Regions from separate parts of the Homo sapiens genome. Here region 2 is linked to region 1. Evidence: chromatin contacts called from ENCODE Hi-C or POLR2A ChIA-PET data. All regions are on one chromosome and are shown on one strand. Each heading gives the region's core, a stretch centred on a gene start or an enhancer-like site at or near the end of the contact. The rest is flanking DNA. Distances are from core to core; before and after follow the strand shown.

The links. A loop is a pair of places that touch in the nucleus more often than their neighbours do. ChIA-PET counts read pairs that join two places held with the same protein, here RNA polymerase II (POLR2A). Pooled maps may share reads with other maps.
Region 2: a loop to region 1 is called in a pooled map, with 5 times the contacts of the local background. The contact joins the promoter of UST-AS2 here to the enhancer-like site in region 1. A Hi-C loop is called at or near these places in 3 of 168 maps with a recorded cell type or tissue (GM12878, heart left ventricle and naive thymus-derived CD4-positive, alpha-beta T cell), 10 of 37 single-sample maps with no recorded cell type and 13 of 50 pooled maps. POLR2A ChIA-PET finds 5 or more read pairs at or near these places in 8 of 52 experiments (GM12878, activated CD4-positive, alpha-beta T cell, activated CD4-positive, alpha-beta memory T cell and 3 more).

What each region holds. Positions count from the first base shown.
Region 1 is chr6:149,146,101-149,150,152 of GRCh38, reverse strand. The region is part of intron 1 of LOC124901426 (a long non-coding RNA gene); the gene reads right to left. Among named protein-coding and RNA genes, the nearest start is that of TAB2-AS1, 110 kb to the left of the region's middle. Within about 2 kb of position 2,074, at least 3 of the 41 ENCODE cell types and tissues checked have a DNase peak (open chromatin) inside an H3K27ac peak, as active enhancers do.
Region 2 is chr6:149,031,236-149,035,190 of GRCh38, reverse strand. UST-AS2 (UST antisense RNA 2) reads left to right here and starts at 2,530. Exons shown (of 2, transcript NR_134599.1): 1 at 2,530-2,666. The region is part of intron 7 of UST (uronyl 2-sulfotransferase); the gene reads right to left. RefSeq lists an enhancer at 1,937-2,126.

The DNA of each region.
Region 1 (4,052 bases), core at 825-3,324:
ATTCTGTATGCTCCTTTTTCCACTCAAAAATATTTCCAGGATATCTTTCTATGTCAACATACATTTACGTTAGGTTAAACTATATGAAAAGACGGATATTCAAATGTTTTGAACCTGCAAAAATGGCACTAGAGTTTAACCTAATGGAACTTGTTCTTCCTGCAGAATTCCCATTTCGGTAAATAGCTGTTCCATCTTTCTGGTTGCTTAGGCCAGAAACCTTGGAGTCATTTTTTTCCTCCTTATTTTTTTCTCAGACCTCTAAACCAATGTGTCAGCAAATTCCATCTACTCTACCTTCAAAATGTATCCAGATCTTACTCAAACTGTTTCACCTTCATGGCTACCATTCTGAATCATCATTTCTCACCTGGGTTATTCTAATAGCCTCCTAACTGGTAACCTTTCTACTGCCTTTATCTTCCTTCTAGCCATACTTTAAAACAATTTTTTAAAATATTTTGTAGAGACGGGGTCTCTCCATGATGACCAGGCTGGTCTCAAACTCCTAGCCTCAAGTGATTCTCCAACCTTGGCCTCCTAAAGTGCTGGTATTGCAGGCATGAGGCACCGTGCCCAACCCCTTATACCCAATCTTAACAAAGGAGCCAGAGGGATCCTGTAAAACATAAATAAGATCATGGCTCTTGTCTGCTCAAAATTGTCCAAAGATCTCCCATGTCACTTAGAATAAAAACTAAAGTCTATGACAAGCCCTGTGTAACTTGGCATCTCTGATCTTGTTGATCCTCTAGTTTACTTCTCTGCTGCTCACTTACTTCTCTTATTCAACCAGTCTCCTTTCTGTTCCTTGGGCACATCCGGCTTGCTCCTGCCTCAGCACCCTTGCATCTGCTCTTCCATAAGCCTAGAAGGCAGCTTACCCTAATATCCATGTGGCTCTCCCTTTTCTCCTTCACATTTTTACTCAAATGTCATCTTCCCTCATCTCCCTATTTTAAATGGCATCCTTCTTTGGCCTCCCTAATCCTCTTGCCTGCTTTATTTGTATCCATAGTGCTTCTTGACATCTAACATATATTTTCCTTACTTATTTTGTTTACTGTCTCTCTCCACTAGACTGTAAGGTCAAGGAGAGCAGAACATTTTGCCGGCTTTGTTTACCTCTGAAGAAACTAGAATAGTGCCTGACATACAGTTACCATTCAAAAAAAAAATGTTGAATGAACGAATGGATGAATGGATCATTCTTAATGACTTCATCATCTGTATAGATCTTAATTTACCCAGTTCACTCACTGGTGGACATTTGTTTCGATTCGTTTCCATCATGAAAAAAGCATCCTCAAATATCCTTGTGAAAACATTTTTGGGGACAATCTTCTAATTCTAATGGAACTGATGTTTCCCAAAAGAGAAAATGGAGTTTAATAACTGTAACAACACTAATAAACAGAATTTCATTGTTTTGACTTTATCTTAGGGCTACAAAGCTTGCAAAATACACATGAGAAAATAGATGTCAACTGAAGAACCACAAATACATTTCCTTCTCAAAACGTCGAGGTGAGGTTTGTGTGAACGCATGCCGAAGTACATGAAGGAAGTTGAGAGAAAAGTTCTTATCTTTCTCCTGTGTACAATCCATCCTCCCTCTTTGTTATTTACTGTCCTGGCAACAGCCGAGAAACTCTAATTTCACTTTGACTCCTCTTTAATCCCCATCACCACAATCCATCATAAGGTGTCATCTTCATGTGTGAATGCTGGTGCTTATCATCTCTTACATTTTTTTCTTCTCTATATTTCCCTTCCCAGTCCCTGCCTGCCCTATTTAGCTCTTGTCTTAGCTGAATCCCTGCAAAGCTAAAAGCTAAAAGAAAAGCTGAAAGAATCATTTCCCCAAACTATTTCCCCAAATTCCGTACCCAAAGGGATTCTAATCTGGAAACCTTCTTGCAGAATGAACCCATGTCATCCGGGGTCTGGAGCACATTGGGGCAGTCTCTGAAAAATGCTTAAATTAAATTAGGACTGGGTGCAGTGACTCATTCCTGTAATCCCAGCTACTCAGAGGTCTTGAGCCCAGGAGGTCGAGGCTGCAGTAAGCTATGATCACACCACCGCACTCCAGTCTGGGCAAGAGAATGAGATCCTGTCTCTGAAAAATAAAAATGTTGCCTCAACTGCATAAGTGATTTTGTTTATGAAAACATGTGAGACATTTGTGGGGGACCCCAGGAAATATTTGGATGGAATTTAGAGGTGCCCAAGGTCTTGCACGAGCAGGTAGGGGTAATAAGTCATTACATTTTGGATTATTGCTGTTACTGTAACAGCATCTGCATATCCTCAGTGAGGTCTGCATTGGACAGAGACAAATGCAGTGACATTTTAGAAATCTTAAGCTAGCAACCAGCACTGAAATGTTTTTTATTTGTCAATCCCTGCATGTCAGAAACAATTGGAAACTCCTTAACCTATAGTTTCAAGATGTTTGTAAATTCTTTTTTCTTTATTTTAGATACTTTATAGTCTAAGAATAATTTTTATCTCCAGCTCATCCTCTAGCCAAGTGTCTAATGCCTTTGTGAATTTATAATTCAAAATTAATTCCCCCCCGAGTTAGCCTTGTATAAACAAATGATTATAGAAATGATAAAACAAATGTCAAAGTAAAATATTAAAGGGTACAGAATTTCACGAATGAAAAGACATAAAAGTGTTGCAATCTGGGTGGGGCAGGGAATTGGAGAGGAGTGTGGGTATGCAGAAAAACGTTATGAAAGTATTTCAGTAAGTGATTGGATAAGAAGACAGAGTCTAAGTTAAATCAGGGCTCAACTTGTTGGCTTGTGGCTTGGGCAGTATCATCTGGTCAGCAGTGGCCAGTCCAATGTCAAAATCTTTAAGTGGACATGTCCCAGTTCCTGTGGCCAGCCAGAGGTGCTAATGCTGGCCTTCACTGGGCAAGTGTGTAAATCCAGAACAAAAATTCTAATGTAATATTGCTATTGTTATGTAGGGTATGTATTTGTAGGGATTGTATGAATGTAGTAAGTTTTGTCATTACTATACCACTTTAAATATGCTTTATCTGATTTTAAGATATGTGAGATTAAAGTAATTGACTTTATTAATGGAACAGAACAGAGGCCTCAAAAATAACACCACACGTCTACCACCATCTGATCTTTGACAAACCTGACACACACAAACAATGGGGAAAAGATTCCCTATTTAATAAATGGTGTTGGGAAAACTGGCTAGCCACATGCAGAAAACTGAAACTGGACCCCTTCCTTACACCTTATAGAAAAATCAACTCAAGATGGATCAAATACTTAAACATAAGACCTAGAAAACCTAGAAGAAAATCTAGAAGAAAACCTGGGCATAAAATCCTAGAAGAAAACCTGGGCATAAAATCCTAGAAGAAAACCTGGGCAATACCATTCAGGACATAGGTGTGGGCAAAGATTTCATGTCTAAAACACCAAAAGCAATGGCATTAAAAGCCAAAATTGACAAATGGGATCTAATTAAACTAAAGAGCTGCACAGCAAAAGAAACTACCATCAGAGTGAACAGGCAACCTACAGAATGGGAGAAATTTTTTGCAATCCTTCCATCTGACAAAGGGCTAATATCCAGAATCTACAAAGAACTTAAACAAATTTACAAGAAAAAAGCAAACAACCCCATCAAACAATGGGCAAAGGATATGAACAGACAGGCTTCTCAAAAGAAGATATTTATTCAGCCAACAGATATATGAAAAAACGCTCCTCATCGCTGGTCATTAGGGAAATGCAAATCAAAACCACAATGAGATACCATCTCACGCCAGTTAGAATGGTGATCATTAAAAAGTCAGGTGCTGGAGAGATTGTGGAAAAATAGGAATGCTTTTACACTATTGGTGGGAGTGTAAATTAGCTCAACCATTGTGGAAGACAGTGTGGCCTTTCCTCAAGGATCTAGAACTAGAAATACCATTTGACCCAGCAGTCCTATTACTGGGCATATACCCAAAGGATTATAAACCATTCTACAATAAAGACACATGCACATGTATGTTTATTGTGGCA
Region 2 (3,955 bases), core at 1,281-3,780, 120 kb after region 1:
ATACAAATTGAGGAACTCTTCCAGAGAAAAAATGTTCAAAAGATGGCAATTGAGGGAGGAAAAAACAGCGAAGCGCATAGAAAGGATGAATCTAGAGGTTCAAGTATCTGACCACTAAAAGCATTCCAGAAAAGAAGCAGAACATGGTGGTAAAATCATCAAAGAAACAAAATGTTAAGAATTCCCAGAAATAGAAGACAGGAGTTTTAAGCCTGAAAGTATCCACTAAATATTTAGCACACATACCGAGTCATATTGTAAAATTTCATAAAAGGAATAAAGAGACAATCCAAGGAGAGAGAGAGAGAGAGAGAGAGAGAGAGAGAGAGAGAGAGAGAGAGAGAGAGAGAGAGAGAATGAGCATGAATATGAGAACCAAACTAGCCATCAAGTTAGAGTAGAATACTGAGCTTTTCAGACCTTCAATGACTCAAAAAAAATTTCCCTCCCATGCACCTTTCATGAGGAGGCAACTTAGGAACATCTTGAAGTAAAATGAGTTATTAAATCAAGAAATAGCATCCCCGAGATTAAGAAAACTGGACCCAACTGAGAAACATAGTAAAGGGAAGCTGCAGTAAAGCTGTGTTTAGAGTAATGAACCCAGATATACTAGGAGCAGGAGCTTTCTTGGTGGAAAGAGGAGAGGGCCTCTGGGGGAAGGGAGGGCAGGCTGGGATAGAGCTTAAAGAGCTCTGGGTGGAAAGAGGAGAGGGCCTCTGGGGGAAGGGAGGGCAGGCTGCGATGGAGCTTAAAGAGCTCTGGGTGGAAAGAGGAGAGGGCCTCTGCGGGAAGGGAGGGCAGGTTGGGATGGAACTGACATACTTATCTGGTAATTAATATTTAAATAATACCAAAAGTAATACTGAATGCGGCAGATCTAATGGCACATACGAAAATTTTGGCACATACGAAATTTTTGATAGGTACAAATAAATCTAGGCAAATAAATGAAGGCAATAAATAATTCCAGGAAAAACAATTAAGTTGTGCAAGAAATGAAACAAAATCATGATGTACTACTCTGATCAGCAGCCAACAAAATGTATATAGTCACAGCAACGTCAGCAGGACCATGCATCTCAAATGTGGGTATGACCATCTTAGGAAGATGGAGAGGAGCAAGGAAGTAGAAGTAAAGGTAATGGAATAAGAGAATGAGATCATGACCCCAGTAAATCAAGAAACAGCAGCCTGTGCATACTAGTTACAGATAGCGCGGTGATTATCCGAAGAAACATCTAGCTGCGCTGAAAGTGATTGGCTCTGCAACATCAGACTTCATCTTTGGGAGGGTTGGAATAGGAAACTGCTGGTTTTCATTATACATCTTATAGGACTATTTGATTTTTAATTATATACATGCATTACTTAATAGATATAGCAAAAAATGCAGGGAGGTAAAATCCTAGGAACACATGTTTTGAAAAACAGTTCTGGTAGAGTCTGGTTGACAATGCAGCAGAAGCATCTAGAAGCGTATGCTATGGTAAAGACGAGGGGCGGGGTGAGACCTTCAAGTCAAGTGAAACTACCCCACCTGACAAACAACCCTCTCTTCTTCTCATCAGTGTGGGATTATGTTGGATTTTTCTATGCGTTTGTAGGTAATGAAATGAACGTGCTTACTAGAACCCACAAGAAACCACACATAAAAATCCCCAGCAATGTTATATACACAGGTATATTTCTAGCTTTTTGCTGTATTCTTTCACAATTCTGTGCCATTTGCAAGATGTGAAAAGCTAGGACATTATGTATTGATAAAAATGTCTGAGACATGAAAAATATACAGACCAAGAAATATTTTTATTTGAAAAAGATTTAGCCAGACAAAAATAGAAGCTTCCATTATAAAATGTTGAGTCATGCAAAATGGGTAAGGATTGTACTTCGCCCCGGCAGGGGGTACATTTTATAAGCAAAGAATGTCAGAGAGCTAAGGCCACGAGCCAAGGGCCCAAAGACAGTTTTGAAATCCTTTGTCTAGTGCTCTTTCCACATCACCACATTAATTCCTGGGGTGGACAGGGACCTTGACAATTTAAGCATAAAAGAACAAACTGACCACAAGGTCGTTTTTATAAAGATCAACCATCAACCCCTGGGGTCAAGTTTCCAATCTTTGCTCAAGCTTTAGAAGCCTTTCAGCTTTGTGGCGTTATCAGGAAAGTCCAAAAATTGAAATTTGTGGTGACTAATTCCACCCCCTACAAATACTCAATGCAGAGCATATTACTGTCAGCTCAGCTAAAAACTGCTCAAAGTAGAAGTGATTAAATTCTAAAGTAGAAAAAAATTCACCTCCAAACACAGAAACACACTGGTACCTCCCCCGCACACCCAGATATTATTAGCCAGCTTTTTGCCTGGGGAAATGAATCATGAGACAGAAAACTGTACAACCCCCAAGTCTGACCACACTGAGTAACTGGGGTAGACACAGAGGGGGGCATCTGGGGCTCTCCCGAGGCCAAGGTTGGGACCCAGAAGAGATGAATTTCCCTGGGTGCACAGGGTGGGAGGGAGGTGGGGCTGGAAGAACTTGATCTGGAGGGATGATCCCGAAGGCTCCCAGTGAAGAAGGCCAGGAAGAGCAGAGGATGGTGCCAGGAGGATGATGTCGGGGGACACAGGCAGCTCATGCCTGGATCAGGCAGTGACTGGTAACAGAAGGAGAGTCCATGCTGGTGGGCCCAGGGGAACATAGGTGGTCAAGCAGGGCAGTACTTGGTGTCTGGGGATGCAGTGTGCGACCTCCTGTATTCGGTGCGAGGCACATGGGGCCAGCAGGAGCTGGTGTGAGCCCGGGTCTGAAGGGTGGTGGGATCTTAGTGGGGAAGACTGGGAAGACAGCAGGGAGGAAGAACTCAGGCTGGAGGAGGATGGGGGCCTGGGAGGATCCCTGCCACACTGTTAGGAAGCCAGGGAGCTTGGGTGGTGGTAGGATGGGAAGAGGGCAGGGAAACGGGGGGAGGGTGACACAGGCCCTCCGGCAGCAGCGGCTTGGCCACTGGCGCTGAGATTGGTATGAGTGACTCAGTGCCAGGTTGCGCCACAGAAAGCTGAGGCTGCGGATCCTTCTCCTGCCTCTGGTAGGGCCGTCTTAAAGGCAGGGTGAGTGAGCCTGGCTCCAAGAGGCTGGGTCCGCAGGCAGGGGCTGACGTGGGCTGGCCCAAGCCCCAGCTCTCCTCACTCTGAGTGCTTCTATGCTTTCTCACCTCCACGCTTCCAATCATGTTATTTTCCTCTTATTAAAATGCCTCCTTCCACGTCCACTTGGCAAACTCCTACGCACCCTTTAAGGCCGGGCACAAATGTCTCCACAGGGTTATGCGCCCCAGCCCTGTTAGTGACGGCCTTCCAGCTAGACAAGATTTTCATCTTTATACTGCCCTTCCCCAGGAAAGGGACATCACAGACACTCAGCTATTTATTTGCTGGAGGTGTTTGTTGAATTTTTCTGGTAGTTTCAGATTACACCTATTTAAATATTAGTTTTCAGAGAAGAGAAATATTTTTGTAAAGTTATTCCTAGAACATCAATGTCTGTGAAGGAAGTTCTATTTTCCTGTTAATCTTTCATAATAAAATTGGAAATGCTTTCTCCTGGAGGAGAGATGATCCCAACGCAAGAACAAATCAGTAAGCAAGAGTAAAACATGTTTTCCAATAAAACAAAGAGTAATAGTTGAAATAGGCCAAACGCACATATATTATGCTGCAATTTAAGCTTTCATAAAGTAAATTAAACAAGCCTAGAGGCTGAATTCTTGTGAATTGGTGATGTTTCTGTAAACTGAATGATGTTATCAGCCTGTGGTTATACAGTTCCCCTCAGAAAAATGTTCACTAAAAAAAATCACAAGTGTTTAGAAGTTAAAGGGGTTTACATTATGTGTTCATTTTTAATGAACTATTTGCCCAGTAGCTACAGCTGAACCAGTTATATGCC